Linked DNA regions of Homo sapiens: region 2 is linked to region 1. A link is an interaction called in ENCODE POLR2A ChIA-PET data of the cell type or tissue named here. Cell type or tissue: GM12878. All regions are shown on one strand. Links, peaks and the distances in the headings refer to the core of each region. The heading gives the core; the rest is flanking DNA. Region 1 has its middle 16 kb from the start of HAVCR1. Region 2 has its middle 38 kb from the start of HAVCR1.

Region 1 (5,381 bases), core at 267-5,266:
GGAATAAAGATAAAAATAATTAATGAGGGCTGTGCGTGATGGTGCACACCTGTGATCCCAGCACTTTGGGAGCCTGAGATGGGCAGACCACCTGAGTCCAGGAGTTTGAGACCAGCCTGGGTAACATGGCAAAACCGCATCTCTATAAAAATGCAAAAATTAGCTTGGTATGGTGATGTGTGCCTCTAGTTTCAGCTACCTGAGAGGCTGAGAGGTAGGAGGATTGCTTGAGCCTGGGAGGTCAAGGCTGTAGTGAGCCAAGATCACGCCATTGCACTCCAGCCTTGGTGACACAGGAAGACCCTGTCTCAAAAAAGAAAATGGGGGAGAGAGTTTATGTTCTTTCATTGTAAATTTTCAGAATTCAGTAAAAATTCAGTGTGCACTTTACATTTAAAGCACATCTCAGTTCTGACTAGCTGCATTTTAAGTGCTCAGTAGCTACGTGTGGCTAGTGGCTACAGTATTAGACAGCACAGTTCTGCACCATTCTCTATTCTCACTCTCTCTCTCTCTCTCTCATTTATTTATTTATTTTATTATTATTATTTTTTGAGACAGAGTCTCACTCTGTTGCCCAGGCTGGAGTGCAATGGTGCAATCTTGGCTCACTGCAAACTTTGCCTCCCAGGTTCAAGCGATTCTCCTGTCTCAGCCTCCTGAGTAGCTGGAATTATAGGCGCCCACCATCACACCTGGCTAATTTTTGTATTTTTAGCAGGGACAGGGTTTCAACATGTTGGCCAGGCTGGTCTCAAACTCCTGACCTCAAGTGATCCTCCCACCTCGGCTTCCTAAGGTTCTGGTATTACAGGCGTGAGTCACTGCACCTGGCCCTGTTTTTTAAAAATAGAGATGGGGGTCTCACTATGTTGCTTAGGATGGCCTTTGACTCCGGGGCTCAAGCAATCCTCCCACCTCAGCCTCTTAAAATGCTGAGATTGCATAGTAGCTTTTGGGTAGAAGTTAAAAAACCAAACCAAAACAAGAACCTCCAAAAATAACAAAGTGCTGGATTACAGGCATGAGTCACAGTGAGCCACGATGCCCAGTCTGTCTCTCATACACACACATACACACAAACAGATACAGGTTGTAACTTACTTTTTTTTTTTTTTTTAACCATTTGTAGAAGGCTATTAGTCCATGTCAGAATATTTGGGAGAATACCTTTTATTTAGATAGCTACATAGTATTGAGTAGAATAAACATGTATGTTCTATTAAATCATTTCCCTATTGAAATATATTTATTTTCTTTCTCTGTTTCAAATAAGGCTCTAAGGAACATCCTTTATACAAAAACTTACATGCATTTGTGTATTTTCAAGGTATAGAGGTCTAGATACAGAATTGCTTTGTCAAAGGTTATGATGCTGGTGGAAGTATTATGACTATAAAACAATAATATATATTTCAAACCAATATGCTAGCAAGTGTATAGCTAAATATATACCATCTGTTTCAAGGCAATCATTTTAGAAAACCACATTTTAATTCCAGCATGTTCGTTCACTAAAAATAATTTGGTTTTGCTTTTTGAAATTTGACTTAAAAACCAGTTTAAGCTAAAAAATCTAGGTCAAGTGAGTCTCATGAGGCTTGCTCTTTTGTAATCAGAGTTATTTTTATTTTTTGAGGCAAGATCTCGCTCTGTCACTCAGGCTGGAGTGCAGGGGCTTGATCATGGCTTACTGCAACCCCCACCTCTTGGGCTCAAGCAATTCTCCAGCCTCAGCCTCCTAAGTAGCTGAGACTACAGGTGCTTGCCACCACGCCTGACTAATTTTGGTATTTTTTGTAAAGACAGGGTTTACCATGTTGGCCAGGCTTGTCTTGAACTCCTAAACTGAAGTGATCCACTCGCCTTGGCTTCCCAAAGTGCTGGGATTACAGGCGTGAGCCACCGGCCCCAACCTGTAATCAGAGTTATTTTTATCTCTCATTCATCTGTTTCTGTCTTTCCTCCCTTCTCTCTTTCCTTCCTTCCTTCCATCCATCTGTCCATGCATCCATCCAAGAAATGGCTTCCTAATTGGTAGCCACCTAGTCCACTTTTGCTCTCCTGGTAGTTCATTCTCCTCACACAGTAGCCTAAGTATTTCCAGTATTTCCTTTTTCTTTTTTTCTTTTTCTTTTTTTTTTTGAGACGGAGTCTTGCTCTGTCATCACTCAGGCTGGAGTGCAGTGGCACGATCTCGGCTCACTTCAACCTCGCCTCCCAGGTTCAAGTGATTCTCCTGCCTCAGCCCCCCAAATAGCTGTGACTACAGGCACACACCTCCATGCCTGCCCAGATAATTTTTGTATTTTTAGTAGAGATGGTGTTTCACTATGTTGGCCAGGCTGGTCTCGAACTCCTGACCTCGTGATCCGCCTGCTTAGGCCTCCCAAAGTGCTGGGATTACAGGCGTGAGCCACCGCACCTGTCGTTTTTTTCTTTCTTAAATCATTAACTGGATTCAATTACTCTTATTTAAAACCTTTCCATAGCTTGCCATTGAACTGAAAGTCTGCTGACCTCACCAACCACTCCTTATTCTCTGTTTCAGCCACACTGATGTTTCTGCTTCTAGAACAGCCCATGTTCTTTCTGATTCCAGCCCCTTTTCAGGCCATTTCCTCTCTTCAGAATACTTCTCTAAGACTGTTGGTATAAAGCTTCCCCTTTCTCATCTTTTGGTTTCTAGTTTAAATTTCTTTTTTTTTTTAATTTAAATTTTTAATTTTACTTATTTATTTTTGGGACAGAGTCTTGCTCTGTCACCCAGACTGGAATGCAGTGGCGTGATCTCAGCTCACTGCAACCTCCTCCTCATGAGTTCAAGCGATTCTCTGCCTCAGCCTCCCGAGTAGCTGGGACTACAGGCGCACACCACCACGCCCGGCTAATGTTTTTTGTATTTTTAATAGAGATGGGGTTTCCCCATGTTGCCCAGGCTGGTCTCAAACTCCTTGCCTCAAGTGATCTGCCCGTCTCGGCCTCCCAAAGTGCTGGGATTATAGGCGTGAGCCACAGCGCCCAGCCTAAATTTCATCTAAGAGCTTTTCCCCAACCACCAAATCTAAGTAACTATCTTCCCATCTCTAATTCAGTTGGTTTCCTACATAGTTTGTTCCAATCTGAAATTCTCTTGCTTACATTTTTCTGTGTGTGTGATCTATCCACCCCAACCCTCAACTGGAAAGTAAACTCTATCATTCATGGCCTCTATCCCAGGGGCCTAGTACAATGCTTGGCTTACAGTGGGTGTGAAATAAGTATTTGTAGACTGAATGAATGAATGAACATATGCCTGCTGTATTGCAAACACAAGCTGTGACACAGGCACCACAAAAAGGTTTACGTTTTTCCTTCAAGGAAGTCAGAATATGGCAGGGCAACCTGATCCCCAAGAATATAGTTACAATAAAAGGCAATAAGCATATAGCAGACCCACACACTAGAATCTGAATGATACAGAAAAGGGCTTTTTGATGATGTCTTTAAATAAAAATTTAAAGACATTTAAATTTTATTTAAATAAAAAAATAAAAATTTAAAGACATCACCAAAAAGCCCTTTTCTGTATCATTCAGAATAAAAATTTCTGGAAATACAAATCCTTAGCTTTACCACTTGCCTAACTTAACTCTGTAAAACTCCAAATGAGTCTCATAGAATAAGGTTGCCTGGCACATAGCAAGTGCTCAGTAAATATAAATGGGTGAATGCATAAAGTGACAGAGGTGACGCAGATTCTAACAGCAGTCCCTCAAATAAATATATATAGTTGACTCTTGAACAATATGAGGGCTAGTGGCACTGATCCCCTGTGCAGTTGAAAATATGCATATAACTTTTATCTCTCTCTCTCTTTTTTTTTTTTCTCTTTTTGAGACGGTCTCACTCTGTTGCTCAGGCTGGAGTGTGGTGGCATGATCACTGCTTACTGCAGGCTTGACCTTCTGTAAGCAATTTTCCCATCTCACCCTCTTTAGTAGCTGGAACTATATGTGTGTGCCACTATGCCTGGCTAATTTTTGCATTTTTTGTAGAGATAGGGTTTTGCCATGTTGCTGAGGCTGGTCTTAAACACCTAGGCTCAAGTGATCCTCCTGCCTTGGCTTCCCAAAGTGCTGGGACTACAGGCATGAACCATCGTGCCCGGGCTGCATATAATTTTTGACTCTCCAAAAAATTTGCTAACAGCCTACTGTTGACAGGAAGCCTTACTGATAATGTGAACAGTCTATTAAAACACATTTTTGTATATTATATATATATGCTATATTCTTAAAGTAAGCTGGAGAAAAGAAAATGTTACTAAGAAATCCTATGGAAGACAAAATATATTTACTGCTCATTATAAGGATCATCCTCGTCGTCTTTCCATTGAGTAAGCTCAATGTGAAGGAGGAGGAGGAAGAGGAGGGGTTGGTCTTGCTGTCCCAGGGGGAGTAGAGGTGAAAGAAGTGGAGATGGAGGTGAGGCAGGAAAAGCAGGCACACTTCGTATAACTTTTACTGAAAAAAATCTGCGAATAAGTGGACCCTTGCAGTTCAAAGCCATGTTGTTCAAGGGTGAACTATAGTGACCGGATGTATTTTCTTTGTAGAAGAACATGTGCTTTGTGGTATAGCGCTTTTATGTTTATTAAAGCATTATTTCATAATCTTCCATCTTTCTAGATGCTTGGTGATGTCCGAGTCTAGCTTTTGGCAACTTCAGCTGCTATCTTTTCTCTCTGTCTTTCTGGGTTAAAGAAAAGGATGATTGTAATTAGGCTGTGAAAAATGAAGTACATTATGTGAATGTAAAAGAACTTCCACTTATGGCTGGGTGAGGTAGCTCACACCTGTAATCCCAGCACTTTAGGAAGCCAAGACAGGAGGACTGCTTGAGCCCAGGAGTTTCAGAACAGCCTGGGCAACATAGTGGGACCTTGTCTCCACAAAATATAAAAAATATTAGCAGGGTGTGGTGGCTGGTGGCATGTGCCTGTCGTTCCACCTACTCAGGAGGTTGAGGTGGGAGAATTGATTGAGCCCAGGAGGTCGAGGCTACAGTGAGTCATGTTTGTGTCACTGCACTCCACCCTGGGTGACAGACAAACACCCTGTCTCAAAAGAAAAAAAAAAAAGAACATTACTTTTGCAAGAATGTACAGTTTTGGGATTGGGTTTTGCTTTTTGTCGTTGTTGTTAAAACACTTTGCATGCATTATGTTATATAAACAGTATATTGGTACATTCTTGTAAAATACTGAAATGATACATAAATGGCTGGGCACAGTGGCTCACACCTGTAACCCCAGCACTTTGAGAAGCCAAGGTGGGCAGATCACCTGAGGTCGGGAGTTCGAGACCAGCCTGACCACATGGAGAAACCCCGTCTCTACT
Region 2 (5,381 bases), core at 146-5,145, 54 kb after region 1:
CGAATTTTTGTATTTTTAGTAGAGATGGGGTTTCACCATGTTGGCCAGGCTGGTCTTGAACTCCTGACCTCAGGTGATCCACCCACCTCGGCCTCCCAAAGTGCTGGGATTACAGGCGTGAGCCACCATGCCCAGCTTTGCACTGTCACTTCTGAGGCTAAATAAAATTACCTGGAGTCTCCAAAATATAGGAAGACCCAAAAAATGTAGGGGAAGCTTATTTACACTCTGGTTTTCATGGTCTAGTTTGTGGATGTTTGTTACAGGTTCGTAGTGCTCTCTGGAAGGAAAGGAATGACAATTAGTCATTTGATCTCCCTCTGATTAAGGTTTTCTTTTGTTGTTGATTTCCTTTTGCTTTTTTTTTTTTTTTTTCCTTTGAGACAGGGTCTTGCTCTGTCACCCAGGCTGGAGTGCAGTGGTGTGATCACGGCTCACTGCAGCCTTGAAGTCCTGGGCTCAAGTATCCTCCCACCTCAGCCTCCCGAGTAGCTGGGACCACAGGTGTGCACCACCTTGCCCGGCTAATTTTTGTGATTTTTGTAGAGATGTATTTTCACCATGTTACCCAGGCTGGTCTCAAACTCCTGGGTCCAAGCAATCTGCCCACCTTGGCCTCCCAAAGTGCTGGGATTGCAGGCATGAGCCACCACACCCGGCCCTTTTGCCATTAATTGTAAACAGTTTTGGAGGGTCTCAGAAGTCATATCCTCTTAAAGCCACCATGCCTGGCTAATTTTTTTTTTTTAAGTGGAGATTAGGTCTTGCTATGTTGCCAGGCTGGAGTGCAGTGGTGTGATCATGGCTAACCCTAAGTGCAGCCTCAAACTCTTAAGCTCAAGTGATCCTCTTACCTCAGCCTCCTGGGTAGCTGGGATTACAGGCATGTGCCACGATGCCCGGCTCATTTTTGTATTTTTTGTAGAGACAGAGTCTCCCTATGTTGCCCAGGCTCTCTCAAAACTTTATTTCTTCTTTGACTGTTGATCGCATTAGATTTTCTAAGGATATATACACAAAGGCTGTTGCTCTACCCACTGCAAAAGTAATGATAGCCAACCAGAAAACCTGAGGGTGCCCTTGGTAGGCTTGACACAGAATGTGAGCATGGTGTACATGGGGCTGAGAGAGAAACAGTCTATAACTCAGAACTCCTGGGAATCGAATTGTAATGTTCCCTTGGGGATTCTCATGGACACTAAGGACCTTTCCAACTCTTACTTAGAGTCTTGGGTGGCTACTTGTGCCTTACCCCAGTCGTTCCTGAGTCCTTCCTCCGCAGGGCCACCAGCATAACCTCAAAGCTAAGATCTGTTTGTGTAACATCTTAGCTGGAAATCCTGCAACTACTCCCAATTTGGTGAAATTCTCAACTCCACAGCAAGCCCTCCACTGCTTATCCCCAACTCACTTTGCCTGCTTCATGGAGTCCCTTCCTGCTATGTTCCAAAGGCTATAAATGCCTCAGATATCCACTCTCTACTCCATGGGTCATCCCACCCGCCAGGAATGCTTGTTCCCTGTTTCTCCAAGGGTCACGTCATTCCTCCAAGTCCTGCTCCAGCGTCACTGCTTCAGCCCTTCTGGTCCTAATCCTCCTGGACAGAATTAATTCTCTCTTCTGAATACTTCTGGGCAGCCCTTTTTAATTACTCAATAAACATGGAAAAATAGAGTACCTCCCATATTCTAGGCATGGTGCTAGTACCTAGCTGAGATTATTCTGCATGAGGCCAGGGTTCCGCCTAGCCTGTGGGGCACCTTAGGGTAAATTACAAAGAGGCCTTCCTCTTCTTTCTGGCTGACACAGCCCTGAGTCAGGACAGAGCTTGTAAAAAGGAGTGTGACTTAGGATTTTTGTGCTGTGCAAACTAAAACCATAAATGGTGATCCTATAACTTTGTCCCTTGTATTAGAGATATTTACATTGATGGTGCTTTTTTACTCAACACTTCGAGGGAAGTGTCTGTATTTTCTCAGCACCTAGCTTATACTTAGTAGGTGTTCGATATATATCTATTAAAATTAGTTAATAAATGGATAGGGCCAGGTGCAGCGGCTCACCCATGTAATCCCAGCACTTTGGGAGACTAAGATGGGGTGGATCACTTGAGGTCAGAAGTTCAAGACCAGCATGACCAACATGGTGAAACCCCATCTCTACTGAAAATATAAAAATTTGCCAGGTGTCTTGGTGCATGCCTGTAATCCCAGCTAGTCTCAGGAGGCTGAGGCAGGAGAATCGCTTGAACCCAGGAGGCTGAGGTTGCAGTGAGCCGAGATTGTGACACTGCACTCTATCCTGGGTGAGAGTGAGACTCTGTCTCAAACAAACAAACAAACAAACAAACAAATAAATAAATAAATAAAAATAAAAAATAAATTGATAAAAGAATGTTTCTTAGAACCTTCCTGTGTACTCTAGGGATGGGATAGAGCAAGGAAGAGTGTCTCTTTTACAAGTCCATTTATATTACTGGCTGGAGCCGGTGTGAATCTCAGTGACTTTCTGAGATCAGTAATTTGCAACCTTAGCTGCGTGTTAGAATCATCTGGGAAGGTTGAGAAACTACCCATGCCTAGATCAATTAAATCAGAATTTCAGGAGGGGGTCGCAGATATTATAATTTTTTCAATCTCCCCAGATTTTTTATGTTTTTGAGACAGATTCTTGCTGTGTTGTCCAGGCTGGAGAGCAGCAGTGTGATCAAGGCTCACTGCAGCCTCAACACCTGGGCTCAAGCAATCCTGCTGTCTCTGCCTTCGAGTAGCTAGGACTACAGGCACACCACCATGCCCATCTAATTTTTTTATTTGTAGAGACTGGGTCTCGTTATGTTGCCCAGGCTGTTCTTGAACTCGTAGGCTCAAGAGATCCTCCGATCTCAGCCTTTCAAAGTGCTGGGATTCCAGGCATGAGCCCTGTGACCAGCCTTCCCCAGGAGATTTGAGTGTGTAGCTGAGACTGAGAACCACTGACCTTGAGAGACTTGGGAAGGGGATATGACAGCATGTTTCTATGTTGTGTGTGTCAAGTGCTCTGGAAGGACATAAAAGACACAAAATGAAACAGGAAAATGTCCACAATAGGCTAGAGCAGGGGAAAAACCAAGTAAGAAAAATGGCAAGAGGCTGGTGACCACAGGTGTGTCCTATGTCTAGCACCCACTACAAGAGCATGATGTTGGTGGCACCCCTGGGAACAAGAAGGCTGAATGTTGCCATGCTTTTGGAAAGCTTCCCAGGAAGCTGGCTCACAGCTGTTCAGCTGACTTTGTCCCTGGGCCTCCTAGGAACTAAATGTTTCCCCTACAAACTGGTAAAAATAAATAAGAAAGTCCCCTTTGGACTGCGAGGAAATGCTCTAGGGTAACCCCTATTTTGTGCTGTGGACAGCTGAGATGGGGCTTGCTCTGCCTGTAAGTGCCTGCACCTGCTTGAGCCTAAAAATACTTAAAAAAAATTTGGGAATGAGGTCTTGCAATATTGCCTGGGCTTGAGTGCAGCGGCTATTCACAGGCATGATCTTAGTGCACTACAGCCTTGAAATCCTGGCTTCAAGTGATCTTCTTGCCTCAGCCTCCAGAGTAGCTGGGACTCCAGGTGAGCATAACCTGGTCAGCTCTAAAAAATACTTTGATGATGACTGATGCACACATTACTTAATGGACTTTAATTTTTAGAAAAGTTTTAGGCTAACAGCAAAGTTGAACAGAAAGTACAGAGTTCCCACATAGACACCTTCCTCACACAATACACACACACATGATTTTGCCACCACTGTTAACTTTCCCCACCAGTGTGGCATATTTGTTACAAATGATGAATCAACATTGACACATCATTCTCAATTGAAGTTCATAGTTTACATTAAGGTTCATGCTTTGTGTTGTGCATTCTATGGGTTTTGATAAATGTGTAATGACATGTACCCACCATTATAGTATCATACAAAATGGTTTTGCTGCCCTAAAAATCTTATAGATCCACCTAGTCATCCTTCCCTCTCCCCAAATCCCTGAAAGTCACTGATCTGATCTTTTCACTGTCTCCATAGTTCTATCTTTTTCAGAATGTCATATAATTGGGGGTCATACAGTATGTAGCCTCTTCAGATTGATTTCTTCCAATTAACAATATGCATTTAAGGTTCCTCCATTCTTTTGATAGCTACACAGCTCATTTCTTCTTATTGCTAAATAATATTCCATTGTCTGGATGTATCACAACTTATTTTTGTTTATTAATTTGCTTTAGTTGCTTCCAAGTTTTGGAAATTATGAATAAAACTTCCATAAACATTCATGTGCACACAGGCTTTTGTATAGACATAAGTTTTCAATTGATTTAGGTAAATATCAAGGAACACAATTATTGCATTGTCTGATAAGAGAATGTTTAGTTCTGTAAGAAACTGCCACACTGTTTTTCAAGGTGGCTGAGCCATTTTGTATTCACACCAGCAATGATTGAGAGTTCCTATTGCCCCACATCCTTGCCAGCATTTAGTGCTGGATGTTAGCCATTCTAATTGGAATGTACTGGTATGTCATTGTTGCTTTAATTTGCATTCCTTAATAACATAAGATGTTAAACATATTTCTTATGCTTATTTGCCAGCTGTATATCTTGAAAAATGTTTATTAAGATATTTTGGCCATTTTTTAATCAGCTGGTTCATTATCTTACTGTTGAGTTTTAAGAGTTCTTTGTATGTTTTATCAGATATGTCCTTTGCAAATATTTTCTCCCAGTCCATAGCTTGTCTTTTTACTGATGGTGTTTTTTGCAAAGCAGAAGTTTTTAATTTTATTAAATTCCAACTTGTCACTTTTTTCTTTCATGGATCATGTCTTTAGTGTTGTATCTAAAAAGTCATTGCCAACCCCAAGGTTATCTAGATATTCTTCTGTTATCTTGTATGAATTTTGTAGTTTGGCATTTTACATTTAGGGCTATGATCCATTTTGATTTAATTTTTGTGAAAGGAATAAAGTTTGTGTCTAGGTTCACTTTTTTAATGTGTGGACATCCAATTGTTTCAGCACCATCTGATAAGACACCATTTGCTCTGTTGTATTGCTTTTACTTCTTTGTCAAAGGTGAAATGACTGTATATGTATAAGTCTGTTTCTGGGTTCTCTCTTCTGTTGCACTTATCTCTTTGTCTATTTTTTCAGCAATAATACAGTTTGATTCCTGTAGCTCAAAGTTATTGTAGTTCAATTATGGTAAGACTTAAAGTTGGGTAGTGTCAGTCCTCTGACTTTGTTCTAACCTTTCAGTTTTGTATTGGCTTCTCTGAGTCTTTTGCTTCTCCATATATACTGTAGAATTGGTTTGTCAATTTTCACAAAAACAGCTTTCTAGGATTTTGATTG

What was found. Peaks named below come from ENCODE experiments on the same cell type or tissue, not always from the same donor. Only the 100,000 strongest peaks of a DNase experiment are listed, where the experiment ranks them.
Region 2: POLR2A ChIA-PET joins it to region 1 with 5 read pairs; 3 of 35 experiments call an interaction of 5 or more read pairs at or near these places.

The regions. Positions count from the first base shown.
Region 1 is chr5:157,072,345-157,077,725 of GRCh38, reverse strand. No RefSeq gene overlaps it. Among named protein-coding and RNA genes, the nearest start is that of HAVCR1, 16 kb to the right of the region's middle. RefSeq lists an enhancer at 4,362-5,381. In GM12878, for the core only: no CTCF peak of the experiment used is centred there; DNase peaks (open chromatin) are centred at 994 and 2,565.
Region 2 is chr5:157,018,615-157,023,995 of GRCh38, reverse strand. No RefSeq gene overlaps it. Among named protein-coding and RNA genes, the nearest start is that of HAVCR1, 38 kb to the left of the region's middle. In GM12878, for the core only: no CTCF peak of the experiment used is centred there; no DNase peak of the experiment used is centred there.